Linked DNA regions of Homo sapiens: regions 2, 3 and 4 are each linked to region 1. Evidence: chromatin contacts called from ENCODE Hi-C or POLR2A ChIA-PET data. All regions are on one chromosome and are shown on one strand. Each heading gives the region's core, a stretch centred on a gene start or an enhancer-like site at or near the end of the contact. The rest is flanking DNA. Distances are from core to core; before and after follow the strand shown. Region 1 holds the start of AURKB (aurora kinase B). Region 2 holds the start of EIF4A1 (eukaryotic translation initiation factor 4A1). Region 3 holds the start of FXR2 (FMR1 autosomal homolog 2). Region 4 holds the start of WRAP53 (WD repeat containing antisense to TP53).

Region 1 (3,565 bases), core at 515-3,014:
CTGCGTCAATGAACACCCACAATTCAAGGGGTTTAGCACAGAGGTATTCTCAAAGTCTCCTAAAAAGCTTAGTTTATTAAGGCTTAGATAAGATGCTTGAGGCCTTGAATGTTATAGCAATAACCAGGATTTACACTTTTGCAAGAACAGGCTTTAAGGACACTAAGAGCTACCCTGATGGCCCTGGACCACTTCTCACTTTCAACTTCTTCATTTTTTTTTTTTTTTGAGATGGAGTCTCGCTCTATTACCCAGGCTGGAGTGCAATGGTGCCATCTCGGCTCACTGCAACCTCCACCTCCCAGGTTCAGGCAATTCTCCTGCCTCGGCCTCCTGAGTAGGTGGGATTACAGGCACATGCCTGGCTAATTTTTGTATTTTTAGTAGAGACGGGGTTTTACCATGTTGGCCAGGCTGGTCTCGAACTCCTGACCTCAGGTGATCCACCTGCCTCAGCCTCCCAGTGCTGGGATTACAGGCGTGAGCCACCTACCTGGCCTCACTTTCAACTCTCAAAATAATAGGTACATTTTCTTTTAGGAGTGACTAAGGTAAAAGTGACAATGGTTTCTCATTCAGACTCCATTCCTGACAGCCTCACTCAGTGCTCCATGAGGGAGGGAGCTGATGTACAAGGGAACAGACAGACTCTCCAGGAAGCAAGAGCTCCAAAAACAGGGAGCAAAGCCTGTGCAGGGCCCCTTCCTTCTTCTGCAGCCAAGAGAAGAAAGCCCCTAGGCCCCAAATAGTGATATTGGTACCAATCTACAAATAAGCAAGTTGAATAAAATACAGTCCAGAAATAGACCCACATATATGTGGGAATTTATATATATAATAAAGGTGGCATTTCAAATCAGAGAGGAGGCCCTTCAATGAAATCTGTCTGGACCATTGGGAAATAAGTCAATTTAGATCCATTTAGATTCTTACCTCAATTTAGTCATTAATTCCAAATTGTAATTTAGACTTGCCCTGGGCCTTTTAAACTGTAACTTTATATCCTTTTAGAGTCTATTTCTATTTGCTGTCTAGTTTTTTTTTTTTCAGGATATGGATTGGGAATCATGGCCTGAAGGCCAGGCCCTGCCTGCTCAGTCCCAGATATCATTTGTATGTGACGAGCCCTGCAGAGGTCCTCACCAGCTGGGAGTCACTGGCTGGTCAGATTCACGTTGGCAGCACCTGACAGGATGTGGCTACAAATGACCAGAGCGGGTTCTGTCGTCAAACTTGGGACCCGTACTTTGGAGCATAACGGGGAAGAAAGTGCTTAAAGGATTGCTCATTGCAGGATCTCAAGTTTCCCAGCAGGAACTCGCCATGCGGGGTCATGGGGGCGCAGGGACGGAGGGAAGGGCCTTACCGTCTGTCGGCCGTAGGGCCAGGGGTAGGAGTTCTCCTTCTGGGCCATCCTTAGAGAGAAAGGGGGAGGAGAGCTGGGCGGAGAAGGGAAACAGCCGTGAGAAGCAGAGAAAAAGAGAGAGAGAGGGAGGGGTTGGACCGATCGAGCCGGAAGCGCTAGCCCGAGCTGGTAAAAGGGAGCAGGTCAGCACACTAGCCCCAATCTGGGCGCTGGTCTCACCGCCCCCGCCCTGCTATCGTCCCTACCTCCTTCCAGCCCTGCGGCGTGCGCGCAGGCCAGCCCAACGGACCCTCTGATCTACCTGATCATCTGCCCACTCCCGGCGCAAGGCCTGCGACAGGAGGCCAGCTCACCTGGGGTCCAAGGCACTGCTACTCTCCCGGCCGCCCGCAAACAACTGAATCTGCCACGCCGCGCCCTGGCCAAGGACTTTTCAAATCTCCCGCCCCGGCCCCATTGGGCAAGCTCGTCGCCCATGCCTAGTTCCCATTGGCTCGATGTCCTGTGACGTAAGTCATGGGAACCCAATGGAAGAGGCGGAATGAGAAGGGCTCACGCTTGGCTTCCAGTTTAGGAAAGTTTCCCCAAATTCCCCCAGTGAATTATCTTGCTTTTTCTTTTCTTTTTTTTTTTCCTTTTTTGAGACAGGTCTCTCTCTGTCGCTCAGGCTGGAGTATAATGGTGCTATCTGGGCTTGCTGCAACCTCTGCCTCCCGGGTTCAAGCGATTCTCGTGCCTCAGCCACCCGAGTAGCTGGGATTACAAGCGCCCGCCACCACGCCTGGCTAATTTTTGTATTTTTATTAGAGACGGGTTTTCGCTGTGTTGGCCAATCTGGTCTCGAACTCCTGTCCTCAGGTGATCCACCCGCCTCGGCTTCCCAAAATGCTGGGATTACAGGCGTGAGCCACCGTGCCCGGCCTTCTTCTTTTTATAAAAAAAATTAAATCTTTAATGTAACTGGAGTTTATCCTTATGCATGTATGAGCTGGGGTCTAACTTCTCTGCCCGATGGAGCGCCAGTTATGTCAACACCATTTGTTAAACAAACTGCCCCAACAGAATTTAAATGCTGCCCTTGATATATAATGTTAGCATATTTACTTGTGTCTATTTCTAGACTTTGTATTCCGTTGTTTGCTCATTTGCCTGTGTGTTTATTCTTGTGTCATTACTATGTCGTTCTTAAAAGTTCTGACATTCCTGGGAGGAGTTTTTCCACCAATAGACCTTTCGTTGCAAGATCTCTGTTAGCTGCCGTGTTGTTTGGGCCCACTTTCATTTTTCCTCCTTCCTGCCACACTTCCTTCTTTTCTGCTCTTCCTAACCCTCAGATTTCATTACTGGGTTAAATAAATACATTTTTGGGCCTTCTATGAAATAACCAGTGGATATTTATTAAGTATGTACTGTCCAGCACTCTTCTCCTTTCTTCTAACACTCTATTTTTCCTTTAGGGGACCACCTGTCTCTCCAGTCTATGCAGTCGGTTTCTGTAGTAGTTTCTGTTGCTGACAACCCCAAATCCCTAGGTTGATGAAGACCTATTTAAATCTCACTTTTTTTTTTTTTTTTGAGATGAAGATTCGCTGTGTTGCCCAGGCTGGAGTGCAATGGCACAATCTCAGCTCACCACAACCTCCTCCTCCAGGGTGCAACTGATTCTCCTGTCTCAGCCTCCCGAGTACCTAGGATTATAGGTGCATGTGACCACGCCCGGCTAATTTTTGTATTTTTAGTAGAGACGGGGTTTCATCACATTGCTCAGGCTGGCCTCAGGTGATCCGCCCGCCTTGGTCTCCCAAAGTGCTTGGATTACAGGCGTGAGCCACTGCGCCCAGCTTTATTCCCACTTCTGAAAGCACTTAGAGTTTTGAGGATTTGAGAAGGAAACTGACTTCATTGCAGGTCCAGAAATGAGCCCCAATTAACTTATACTAATCAATACCTTTTATTCCAGATTATGGTTATTGGATCAGGCATAAGCCTGTGATTTAAGTGGGCCAGCTAGTGGGAATCAGTTTCTTGCTCAGAATGCTGGGCAGCTCAAGGAAACACTTAACGTTTACTGGTTTATCATAAAGTGTATTACAAATGATATAGATGAAAAGATGTATAGGGCAAGGTATGGAGGAAGAGATTTCTGGAAGTGAGCAGGGAAGCATGCAGCCCTCATTGCTGCTTCTAGTGCTACTGAAG
Region 2 (3,565 bases), core at 520-3,019, 640 kb before region 1:
TAGAACACCAAAACACTGGCTTCACTGGTTCTCTTCTGGACTTCTCCATCCCACATTGGGACTGGGTCTCTAGTCTTGGGCCTCTGGCCTTCATAGAGCTCCCTGCTAACCTCCAACTCAGTGTATTTTCTCCATCTAAAACATTCTATCAAGTAAGAACACTAGCTTTAGAGTCAGGCTGTTTTTGAACCCCAGGCTGTGGGACCCTGGCTCCCTTTGGGGATGTTCTCTGAAGGATGGAGACACATCTCATATGAAATGTGTAGCACAGGTCCTGACACGGGGGGTTTCTCATGGCTTGCTTTGTTAACACCCAGTACTGCAAGCATCTGGCCCTGTCTCAGCCATTCAGCTTCACCCAGCAGGACATGCCCAAACTTCGTCGGCAGATCTACAAGGAGCTGTGTCACTGCAAACTCACTGTGTGAGCCTCGTACCCCAGACCCCAAGCCCATAAATGGGAAGGGAGACATGGGAGTCCCTTCCCAAGAAACTCCAGTTCCTTTCCTCTCTTGCCTCTTCCCACTCACTTCCCTTTGGTTTTTCATATTTAAATGTTTCAATTTCTGTATTTTTTTTTCTTTGAGAGAATACTTGTTGATTTCTGATGTGCAGGGGGTGGCTACAGAAAAGCCCCTTTCTTCCTCTGTTTGCAGGGGAGTGTGGCCCTGTGGCCTGGGTGGAGCAGTCATCCTCCCCCTTCCCCGTGCAGGGAGCAGGAAATCAGTGCTGGGGGTGGTGGGCGGACAATAGGATCACTGCCTGCCAGATCTTCAAACTTTTATATATATATATATATATATATATATATATATATATATATATATATATATATATATATATATATATATATAAAAATATATAAATGCCACGGTCCTGCTCTGGTCAATAAAGGATCCTTTGTTGATACGTAAGTGGTGGTCTTCCTTAAGGGGCTTCAAATTAGTGGATATGCTTAGCTCAGACCTTCCAGCCAGTCTCTTGAGACTAAAGGGTTCAGCTTTCCATCCCTGGCTCAGGCACTGCCAACACCTTGTCTTCACCCAAACAAATCCCCGAGATGGGAGCAGAGAGCAGGAAGGAGGGAAAGTAGATAAGCCTCAAGAATAAGGGCATCCGAGAGGGAAGCTGGGGAACTGGACACAAGGGACTGGGGAGGGGACCAACCAGGATTCATGATAGTACCCCAAAGCCCTTTACAGTTTTCTTCCATCCCTCCACCATCCAGCCAGGGGAATCCTCCCATCCCTACGATATCGCTGTTGATTCCTTCATCCCTGGCACACGTCCAGGCAGTGTCGAATCCATCTCTGCTACAGGGGAAAACAAATAACATTTGAGTCCAGTGGAGACCGGGAGCAGAAGTAAAGGGAAGTGATAACCCCCAGAGCCCGGAAGCCTCTGGAGGCTGAGACCTCGCCCCCCTTGCGTGATAGGGCCTACGGAGCCACATGACCAAGGCACTGTCGCCTCCGCACGTGTGAGAGTGCAGGGCCCCAAGATGGCTGCCAGGCCTCGAGGCCTGACTCTTCTATGTCACTTCCGTACCGGCGAGAAAGGCGGGCCCTCCAGCCAATGAGGCTGCGGGGCGGGCCTTCACCTTGATAGGCACTCGAGTTATCCAATGGTGCCTGCGGGCCGGAGCGACTAGGAACTAACGTCATGCCGAGTTGCTGAGCGCCGGCAGGCGGGGCCGGGGCGGCCAAACCAATGCGATGGCCGGGGCGGAGTCGGGCGCTCTATAAGTTGTCGATAGGCGGGCACTCCGCCCTAGTTTCTAAGGATCATGTCTGCGAGCCAGGATTCCCGGTAAGAAAGGCATTTGCAAGAGATTGTGGCTGCTTATTTTGCCGCCCCCTTCCGACGGGCCCGCCGGGGGTAGCTGAGAGGCCCACCAGGGTTGCGGGAGAAACCGAACCGGGTGGGGGGAGGGTCCGACTTGGAGGGGCGAGGGGGAAGACCCACGGCCGACGCGGCCACCAGGTCGAGGCGGAGGGTAGGGACAGCCCGGCTAGGGTCAGGCGTGCGAGGTCTGTTACGAGGCCTCGACCCGAGGCGGTGCCATGCGCGAAGCCCCGGCGCTGAGTGGCGAGACGGGGTCGCGACCTGGCGTGGGAAAGAAAGGTGGAGGCGGCCGCCACTATGTGTGGCCCAGAGCCGGCAGGTCCGGTTGCCTCCCTGTGCCGGGGGAGGGACGGCGCGCGGGGTTCCGGAGCATTCTGACGGTACCACTCGCGAGAGGCGGGGGTGCCTGGTCCTTAGATCCAGTCACTTCGTCGCGGCTAAAACACGGGTCGGGGAGAAGAAACCGGCCGTTCAGTGTGCTGGTTTTCTTGACGGCCAGGACTGAGCCTAACCCCGAGGAGCGGCCGCGTGAGGCACCAGGAGCCCACCCGGCGCCGGGCGGGCGGGTCCATTTTGCCGCACAAGCCGGGCTATTGGCAAACTGCGGATGGGCAGGTCCACCTTCCTTCGGGGGTGAGCGGCCTGAGGTATGGGAGGGCGACGCTACTTCGCGACGGGGGCGGGCGGGATGTGGATTGTTCATGGAGGGGTGGGAGACGCCGCCGGGTGGTCGAGGGAGCGAGCACATGGTGGCCTGAGGCGTTCCCCTCCCCCAGTCTGCTTCGCTTCTAAGTGTTGTGCAATCTCCCCCTTTGCTAGCTCGGCTTGGGCTCATTGTGCGCGAGGCCGCCACCGCCCGCGGCCTCCCACATCCGGGCAACGCGAGGGGGGGGCTTCGGCTGGAGGGAGTGGGGGAGGGCGCGGGCGGGATGACGTGGGGGGAAGGGGATGTCCTACCCTCCGATCTGGGAGGTGAAGGGCGGGACTTCCAGCGCGCTGGTGCTGCGGTGGGAGGTGCACGCGCTTGGGCTTTAAGCGGCTGGGTCGGGCCCACGTGGACCCGGCGGCAAGCACCACCTCTGGGCACCGTGAGCGCGGCGGCACGCCTGCCGGCCTGTCTTCAGAAAGGGTCACCCCCTTATGTCGGGGGTGGCCTGGCCTGAGCCGCTGCCTGCATGGGGCAAATGCCTCAGTTTTATAGAAACTCCTCCTTTGGGTATTTTTTGGGAGCTGGTGGGAGTTGGATCTGGGACAGCAGATTGATGGCATCATGCAGGCCACTCCTGACAGAGCCCGGCTGTCAGGATTTCTGAGTGCTTCGGTCGGGCAGGGGACAAAACTTATGCTTTAAACCAACAGATCCAGAGACAATGGCCCCGATGGGATGGAGCCCGAAGGCGTCATCGAGGTGAGACTGGAGAAATGGAATTCTGTCCTCCCCCATTACAACTTTCAGCCGTATAGAGTTAGAGTGGCCTCTTGATTGATTTCCCAGATCATCTAGAAGCAGCTGGTTTCCCTAAAGGGAGGAGGGTTGTAAGCTCTGAGGCTTTTGTTAGTAGGCACCAGATTCTGTTTGCTCGGAGACTACAGCTCAGCTCCACCTTTTCCATGACTCAAGCTTTAATTTCTTTGCATCCCCTAGAGTAACTGGAATGAGATTGTTGACAGCTTTGATGACATGAACCTCTCGGAGTCCCTTCTCCGTGGCATCTACGCG
Region 3 (3,565 bases), core at 780-3,279, 600 kb before region 1:
CACCTGTAGTCCCAGCTACTCGGGAGGCTGAGGCAGGAGAATGGCGCGAACCAGGGAGGCGGAGCTTGCAGTGAGCCAAGATCGCACCACTGCACTCCAAGCCTGGGCAACAGGGCGAGACTCCATCTCAAAAAAAAAAAAAAAAAAAAAAAAAATGACTACAATGCACTTAGCAACTGAAGTACAGGCAGAAACCACCCAAGAGAAATTACAAGACCCTCTGCAGTTATAGAAAAATATGACTTAGAGAAGGAGTCAAAGAAAGACATTTCCAAGGGCATGAGAAACTAGAGAGGACTACAGTGGGGGAAAAAGGCCTGAGGGGAACTGAAGGAAAGGGGGAAGGGGGATCCACTCTTAACAAGTGATGCCATGGGAAGGTATCTCTTCCCCAGCTCCCCAGGGTGAAATCAAAGAATGAGACAGAAATCAGGAGAGTCTCTAGGACAATTCCAGGCATCAAATCCAAGAGGTTCAGAATACCAACAGTCACACAAAGAAAAACTCTTGGGAGGCAAGAAAGGGCTCTCTCTGGCTTAATCTAAATGGGAAAAAAATGTCCTAGAAAATAGATTCAGAGCAGATAAGGAAGGTGGTATTATAAGGAGTTCTAAGGAACCAAATCCTGGGCAAAGGGGGAGGTGAAATAAGGAAGGGTCTTTGAAAGATGATCCCGTCTTCCAAAAAAGGTTGTCAGATTCCCGAACTGGGATAGTTGGCCAAGAGTCTTCAAGAAGTGGAAATCTTAAGATAAACAGAAGGGAACCTCATAAGCTTCCTTTCAGAGATCCTTTTAGAGATTATGACTATGAAGCTTACATGCCTCAAGACGAAGAAACTATATGAATGACCTGAAGGTATCTGAGGTCTAAGTGAGACCTCAAATCCATTCCTGAGTAGAATGGTAGAGCAGTGGGTCTTGAGATCAAGGTGTGGTGGGGAGAGAGACTTGCGAAAGATGCCACCTTATGGCTGGCTGGGAAGCAACTTGACTGATCCAACCCAGGGTTCCTGAGGTCAAAGATGCCAAACGTCGTAAATGGATCTGACCATTTCTCCTTGGCTTGGGAACCGGAATATAAGATGAAAGTGGGGTGAGTGTTCCAGAGCCAGTAGGCAGAGGCCTCTCTGAGGAAGATGAAAGGATCTTTTACGGGACAGAGGGCCTTCCCAAAGGGACCGTGTGGAAGAAAGACAATTCTCCATGTGCTTGGATCGTGGGGAAGATGTGATTAAGGTCTAAGGTATGTCTTCCACCAGACAACGGACACAGTCAATTAGAAGCTGGGTAAAGGGGTCTCTCCTGCGGAGCGGGGAGCGCCAAGCCAGGGACAATAATGGCCTGAAGTTCATTCTCCCGGAGATGGGGGTAGAAGCAGGTGCAGGTGCCTTAGAGGGGTCAAAAATAAGAGGAACAGGGTTCACTCTAAGCGGTCTCCCAGGGAAGGCTGCGGGTTGGAGCAAGGGTCCAAGATTCTAAGGGCCAGGACTCAGCTCCAGAAGCTCGATCCCGCCCCACGCGTTCCTGCTCCGGCCAGGGGAGGGGGCTAAGGACCGGCGTCCCCAGTCGGCGCGCCGTCTCACCTTGTAGAAGGCCCCGTTGGAGCCGCGCACCTCGACGGGCAGTCCCGGCTCCACATCCCCCCCAGAGGCCAGGCCGCCCATGGCGCCGCCACCGCCTCCGACTCCCCCGGCGGCGGCTGCAGCAGCAGTCTGAGTGCGGGCCGGGCCAGGCCCCCGGCGTCTCCCCGGAGGAGGAGCCGGAGGGGGAGCCGCGGGGGGCGGGAGCCGGGCCGGCCCCACGGCGGCCCTGCCACAGCCAACGAGCAGGGGGCCGGGGCCGGGCCGCTCCCCGTCCGCCGCCGCCGCCTTGGTCTCCGCCACCGTGAGGGAAACGGCCGCCGCCGCCGCTGCCTTCGTCACCTCAGCTTCCGCCCGCCGCCGCCCCCGCTGCTGCCTCAGTCCCGGGACCCGCTGCTGCCGCTGCCGCTCCACAGCCTCCACCTCCCCCTGCCACCGCCGCCTACTGCGCAGGCGCACCGGGCACCCGCCCGCTGCGCGCGGGGCCCCGAGGGCCACCGCGCAGGCGTCAAGGTTAGAGCCCCAGCTAGCGCCAGCTAGCGCATCGGGGCTTCCACATTCCCTTTCACTCTCTCACTCCCCCTCCTGGTCGCTTGCTAGCGCTTGCGCAGAACAAGATTAGCCTTCTTTCTTCACCGCTCCACCGCCCAGCCACCCCGTCTCTTCCTTTCCCCGCCCCACAACACTGAGAACCAACCAATCAGGGGGAGGGAGGGGCCGGGCTCGCTCAGTCCGATTGGGCGGCGTCCGCACAGTCACACAGCGCTCAGGCCACACCCACTCCGCCGCCGCTGGCCCCACCGGGCTTGGACAAGTTAGGGATGGGCATGCGCCTGAACGACTGCTTGGTCACTTTCCCCACCTTTGTCTTTCTTGGTGCGCACGCTCCAAAAAGAAAAAAAAAAGAAGAGGAGTCGCCGCAAGGAAAAAGGTGCTTGGTGCGCACGCGCTGAGCTTTACCCTCTTCGCGTATGCATCGCCGATATTTTAAGAATCTGTAACTCTCTACTGTAGTAGATTTAACAGTCATGGCTCTTACCTTGAAGAGATTGTGATACAATGAAAGTTTTGGCCGGGCGCGGTGGCTCACGCCTGTAATCCCAGCGCTCTGGGAGGCCGAGGCAGGTGGATCACCTGAGGTCCTCGGATCACCTGAGGTCAGGGGTTCGAGACCAGCGTGGCCAAAATGGTGAAACCCACCCCCCCCCCCACCCCGCATCTAATAAAATACAAAAATTAGCCGGGCGTGGTGACACGCGCCTGTAATCCCAGATACTCGGGAGGCTGAGGCAGGAGACTACCTTGAACCTGGGAGGCAGAAGTTGCAGTGAGCCAAGATCGCACCATTGCACTCCAGCCTGGGCGACAGAGCAAGACTCAGTCTCAAAAAAAAAAAAAAAAGAAAGAAAGAATAGAAAGAAAGCTTTAAGAATAGTTTCAGACGGGCGCTGTGGCTCACTCCTGTAATCCCAGCACTTTAGGAGGCTCAGGCGGTGGATCACTTGAGCCCAAAAGTTTGACACCAGCCTCAACAGGGCGAAACCCTGTTTCTACTAAAAATACAAAAATTAGGACGGGCGCGGTGGCTCAGGCCTGTAATCCCAGCACTTTGGGAGGCCGAGATCACGGGCGGGCGGATCACGAGGTCAGGAGATGGAGACCATTCTGGCCAACATGGTGAAACCTCGTCTCTACTAAAATACAAAAAATTAGCCGTGGTAGTTCCAGCTACTCGGAAGGAGTCCCAGCTACTCAGGAGGCTGAGGCAGGAGAATCGCTTGAACCTAGGAAGGTGGAGGTTGCAGTGAGTGGATATCATGCCACCACACTCCAGCCTGGGCAATGAGTGAAATTTCTTCTTTAAAAATAATAATAATGGCAGGGCGCGGTGGCTCATGCCTATAATCCCAACACTTTGGGAGGCCGAGACGGGCGGATCACGAGGTCAGGAGATCGAGACCATCCTGGCTAACACGGTGAAACC
Region 4 (3,565 bases), core at 327-2,826, 520 kb before region 1:
GGCTCCCCGGATCACCCCCAAATGATCATTTCGGAATGGAGCCCCAGTTTTCACTAGGATGCCATGGGCTCTAAAATATACAGCTATGAGTTCTCAATGTTTCGAGATCCAAAAGTCTCAGACCTCAATGCTTTGTGCATCTTTTATTTCAGGGATTCCCTACGCCCAGCACCGGGTGGATGTGCAAAGAAGTACGCTTTAGGCCGGCTCAAGGTTCCCCAAAGCTCCACTCCTCTGCCTAGGCGTTCAACTTTGAGTTCGGATGGTCCTAACATCCCCATCATCTACACCCAGGTCTCCCAACAATGCAACTCCTATGATGATCCCTCTAGCCAAGCTTCCATCCCACTCACCCCCAAACTCGCTAAGTCCCCACTGCCCCACCCCCAGCCCCAGCGATTTTCCCGAGCTGAAAATACACGGAGCCGAGAGCCCGTGACTCAGAGAGGACTCATCAAGTTCAGTCAGGAGCTTACCCAATCCAGGGAAGCGTGTCACCGTCGTGGAAAGCACGCTCCCAGCCCGAACGCAAAGTGTCCCCGGAGCCCAGCAGCTACCTGCTCCCTGGACGGTGGCTCTAGACTTTTGAGAAGCTCAAAACTTTTAGCGCCAGTCTTGAGCACATGGGAGGGGAAAACCCCAATCCCATCAACCCCTGCGAGGCTCCTGGCACAAAGCTGGACAGTCGCCATGACAAGTAAGGGCAAGTAATCCGCCTGCCGGAGGAAGCAAAGGAAATGGAGTTGGGGAGGAGGGTGCAGAGTCAGGATTCTCGCCGACCTGGTGCCGTAGATACTAACATTTTGGGGTGGAAAATTCTGCAAGCCAGAGCTGTGAGGGCAGAATTGGTGGAAATCATTTTGGAGGAATCCTGCATTGTGTCAAATATGAAGGGTGGAAGGAAGAAAGCTTTTGCGTTTGCTCTCAGCTGGATCCTTTCTTCTCATCAGTTAAAATGTCATTTTTTAGGAAGGCTTTCCGTAATATCACACCCTAACGTTTTCTCCCAGATACTTTATATCACACCATCTTATTTAATCTCCTTCACAACCCTTATCACTCTGATAAGATTTATTTGTTCATTGCTTTCAGTACATGGAAACGTAAGCCTTATGAGGATATAGAATTTTTCTACTATCTTATTCATTGTTGTATTCCTGAGTGCCTATATCAGTGCTGGGTAGCAAGTAAGAGCTCGATAATAAATATTTTTTGAATGAGGGAGACAGGTCTGAAGCCTGGAGAATGAGATGCAGAAGAGGTGCAAGACCTGCTGCGCCCTCTGCAGGCGGCGGGGGGGCGGTGCAGGTGCTTTAAGAATTACCGCGGGACTCGGTAGGGGGAGCGTAGGCGCTTCTCGCCAAGATAGAAGCGTTCAGACTACAACTCCCAGCAGCCACGAGGAGCCCTAGGGCTTGATGGGAACGGGAAACCTTCTAACCTTTCACGTCCCGGCTCCGCGGGTTCCGTGGGTCGCCCGCGAAATCTGATCCGGGATGCGGCGGCCCAATCGGAAGGTGGACCGAAATCCCGCGACAGCAAGAGGCCCGTAGCGACCCGCGGTGCTAAGGAACACAGTGCTTTCAAAAGAATTGGCGTCCGCTGTTCGCCTCTCCTCCCGGGAGTCTTCTGCCTACTCCCAGAAGAGGAGGGAAGCACAGGTGGGTTTCTTTAGCTCTGCGTCGGATCCCTGAGAACTTCGAAGCCATCCTGGCTGAGGCTAATCTCCGCTGTGCTTCCTCTGCAGTATGAAGACTTTGGAGACTCAACCGTTAGCTCCGGACTGCTGTCCTTCAGACCAGGACCCAGCTCCAGCCCATCCTTCTCCCCACGCTTCCCCGATGAATAAAAATGCGGACTCTGAACTGATGCCACCGCCTCCCGAAAGGGGGGATCCGCCCCGGTTGTCCCCAGATCCTGTGGCTGGCTCAGCTGTGTCCCAGGAGCTACGGGAGGGGGACCCAGTTTCTCTCTCCACTCCCCTGGAAACAGAGTTTGGTTCCCCTAGTGAGTTGAGTCCTCGAATCGAGGAGCAAGAACTTTCTGAAAATACAAGCCTTCCTGCAGAAGAAGCAAACGGGAGCCTTTCTGAAGAAGAAGCGAACGGGCCAGAGTTGGGGTCTGGAAAAGCCATGGAAGATACCTCTGGGGAACCCGCTGCAGAGGACGAGGGAGACACGTAAGTGGTGATGGCAGTGGAGTGTGGAGTCTGGGGAGATGAAGTGTGAGGTCGATCTGTCCTCTGGTCCTGAGACCCACTTCTCCAGGCCTCTGCCCCCTTTGCTTGGCGACCCAGGTTTATTGTCCCCCATCTTCCTTTCAGCGCTTGGAACTACAGCTTCTCCCAGCTGCCTCGATTTCTCAGTGGTTCCTGGTCAGAGTTCAGCACCCAACCTGAGAACTTCTTGAAAGGCTGTAAGTGGTAAGGATAACAACGGGGCAGGGAGCTGACCACCCCCGAGATTTTCACTGTAAAACAGTCCAGTTTTCTAGGAGAGGGATGCCCCAGAGCTGGGAGAAGCGGCACGTAGCCCTTTTAGACTGAGCTTACATTTTATCTAGCAGTTTGTGTCTTCTACTTCCCTCAAGGATTCAGGGGGGCTTACCTACCCCAGAGGCAGGCTCAGCCCTAGCCCTACACTTGAAAAGCATAGGTCTGGCCAGCTTTCTAACTCTCCCCTGTTTCTAGGGCTCCTGACGGTTCCTGCATCTTGACCAATAGTGCTGATAACATCTTGCGAATTTATAACCTGCCCCCAGAGCTGTACCATGAGGGGGAGCAGGTGGAATATGCAGAAATGGTAAGGACTGGGGCTAACTGCCTCTTCATCAATGCTGCACATTTAAGTCCTTCGTGGAGATGGAAAAAGTGTAGTCCAAGTGTTTCCTGTTCACAAACGGGACTGTTTTTCAAGACGAGTTTCCACATGTAGCGTTTTCTGCCCCGAATTCTGAAGTTATTTAGAGAGAGGTTTCCCCTTTCTTTAATTAGGAATCTGTGTTTTTTGCTAAAAAGTAGTGAATTTCTTGTGGCAGCATATATATATTTCTATTTCTTATTTTTTTGAGACAAGGTCTTGCTCTGTCACCCAGGCTGGAGTGCTGTGGTGTGATCTCGGCTCACTGCAACCTCTGCCTCCCGGGTTCAAGCGATTCTCCTGCCTCAGCCTCACAAGTAGCTGGTATTACAGGCGCACGCCATCACACTCGACTAATTTTTATAGTTTTAGTAGAGACGGGGTTTCGCCATGTTGGGCAGGCTGATATCAAATTCCTGACCTCAGAGGATCCGCCCACCTTGGCCTCCCAAAGTGCGGGGATCACAGGTGTGAGTCACCGTGCCTGGCTTATAGCTATTTATTGATTGACTACTGATATATGTTAGTCACTGTGCTGGGATAAAGTGGTGGACAAGACAGATGAAGGGCTGGTTTGCTTTCTGTGTGGGAGACAGACAACAAACATGTAAACCAGCAAGCATCAGGACCAAGATGATGATAAATGCTCTGAAGGAAATACACAGAATGAAGAGAGACTAACTAGAGGAAAGCACATTGCATAAAAT

What was found. A loop is a pair of places that touch in the nucleus more often than their neighbours do. ChIA-PET counts read pairs that join two places held with the same protein, here RNA polymerase II (POLR2A). Pooled maps may share reads with other maps.
Region 2: a loop to region 1 is called in a pooled map, with 5 times the contacts of the local background. The contact joins the promoter of EIF4A1 here to the promoter of AURKB in region 1. A Hi-C loop is called at or near these places in 7 of 50 pooled maps. POLR2A ChIA-PET finds 5 or more read pairs at or near these places in 3 of 52 experiments (activated B cell, activated CD4-positive, alpha-beta T cell and activated naive CD8-positive, alpha-beta T cell).
Region 3: a loop to region 1 is called in a pooled map, with 4 times the contacts of the local background. The contact joins the promoter of FXR2 here to the promoter of AURKB in region 1. A Hi-C loop is called at or near these places in 1 of 37 single-sample maps with no recorded cell type and 7 of 50 pooled maps. POLR2A ChIA-PET finds 5 or more read pairs at or near these places in 3 of 52 experiments (MCF 10A, activated CD8-positive, alpha-beta memory T cell and naive thymus-derived CD4-positive, alpha-beta T cell).
Region 4: a pooled map shows a loop between it and region 1 (5-fold over the local background). The contact joins the promoter of WRAP53 here to the promoter of AURKB in region 1. A Hi-C loop is called at or near these places in 8 of 37 single-sample maps with no recorded cell type and 14 of 50 pooled maps. POLR2A ChIA-PET finds 5 or more read pairs at or near these places in 7 of 52 experiments (CD4-positive, alpha-beta T cell, CD4-positive, alpha-beta memory T cell, WTC11 and 4 more).

What each region holds. Positions count from the first base shown.
Region 1 is chr17:8,208,811-8,212,375 of GRCh38, forward strand. It overlaps AURKB (aurora kinase B), which reads right to left and starts at 1,765. Exons shown (of 9, transcript NM_004217.4): 1 at 1,720-1,765; 2 at 1,367-1,439. The coding sequence starts at 1,414. RefSeq lists enhancers at 997-1,656, 1,218-1,267.
Region 2 is chr17:7,571,056-7,574,620 of GRCh38, forward strand. It overlaps EIF4A1 (eukaryotic translation initiation factor 4A1), which reads left to right and starts at 1,770. Exons shown (of 11, transcript NM_001416.4): 1 at 1,770-1,809; 2 at 3,205-3,253; 3 at 3,491-3,565. The coding sequence starts at 1,787. It overlaps SENP3 (SUMO specific peptidase 3), which reads left to right. Exons shown (of 11, transcript NM_015670.6): 11 at 318-914. The coding sequence ends at 428. It overlaps SENP3-EIF4A1 (SENP3-EIF4A1 readthrough (NMD candidate)), which reads left to right. Exons shown (of 22, transcript NR_037926.1): 11 at 318-424; 12 at 1,229-1,809; 13 at 3,205-3,253; 14 at 3,491-3,565. RefSeq lists enhancers at 1,108-1,167, 1,198-1,247, 1,268-1,327, 1,448-1,517, 2,024-2,779 and 2 more and silencers at 1,688-1,747, 1,758-1,817, 2,718-2,857.
Region 3 is chr17:7,612,868-7,616,432 of GRCh38, forward strand. It overlaps FXR2 (FMR1 autosomal homolog 2), which reads right to left and starts at 2,030. Exons shown (of 17, transcript NM_004860.4): 1 at 1,585-2,030. The coding sequence starts at 1,665. It also overlaps a transcript of SHBG not described here. RefSeq lists silencers at 1,585-2,114, 2,225-2,274.
Region 4 is chr17:7,686,901-7,690,465 of GRCh38, forward strand. WRAP53 (WD repeat containing antisense to TP53) reads left to right here and starts at 1,577. Exons shown (of 11, transcript NM_001143992.2): 1 at 1,577-1,661; 2 at 1,748-2,179; 3 at 2,324-2,422; 4 at 2,690-2,801. The coding sequence starts at 1,749. It overlaps TP53 (tumor protein p53), which reads right to left and starts at 590. Exons shown (of 11, transcript NM_000546.6): 1 at 477-590. RefSeq lists enhancers at 1-7, 1-680, 1,479-1,528.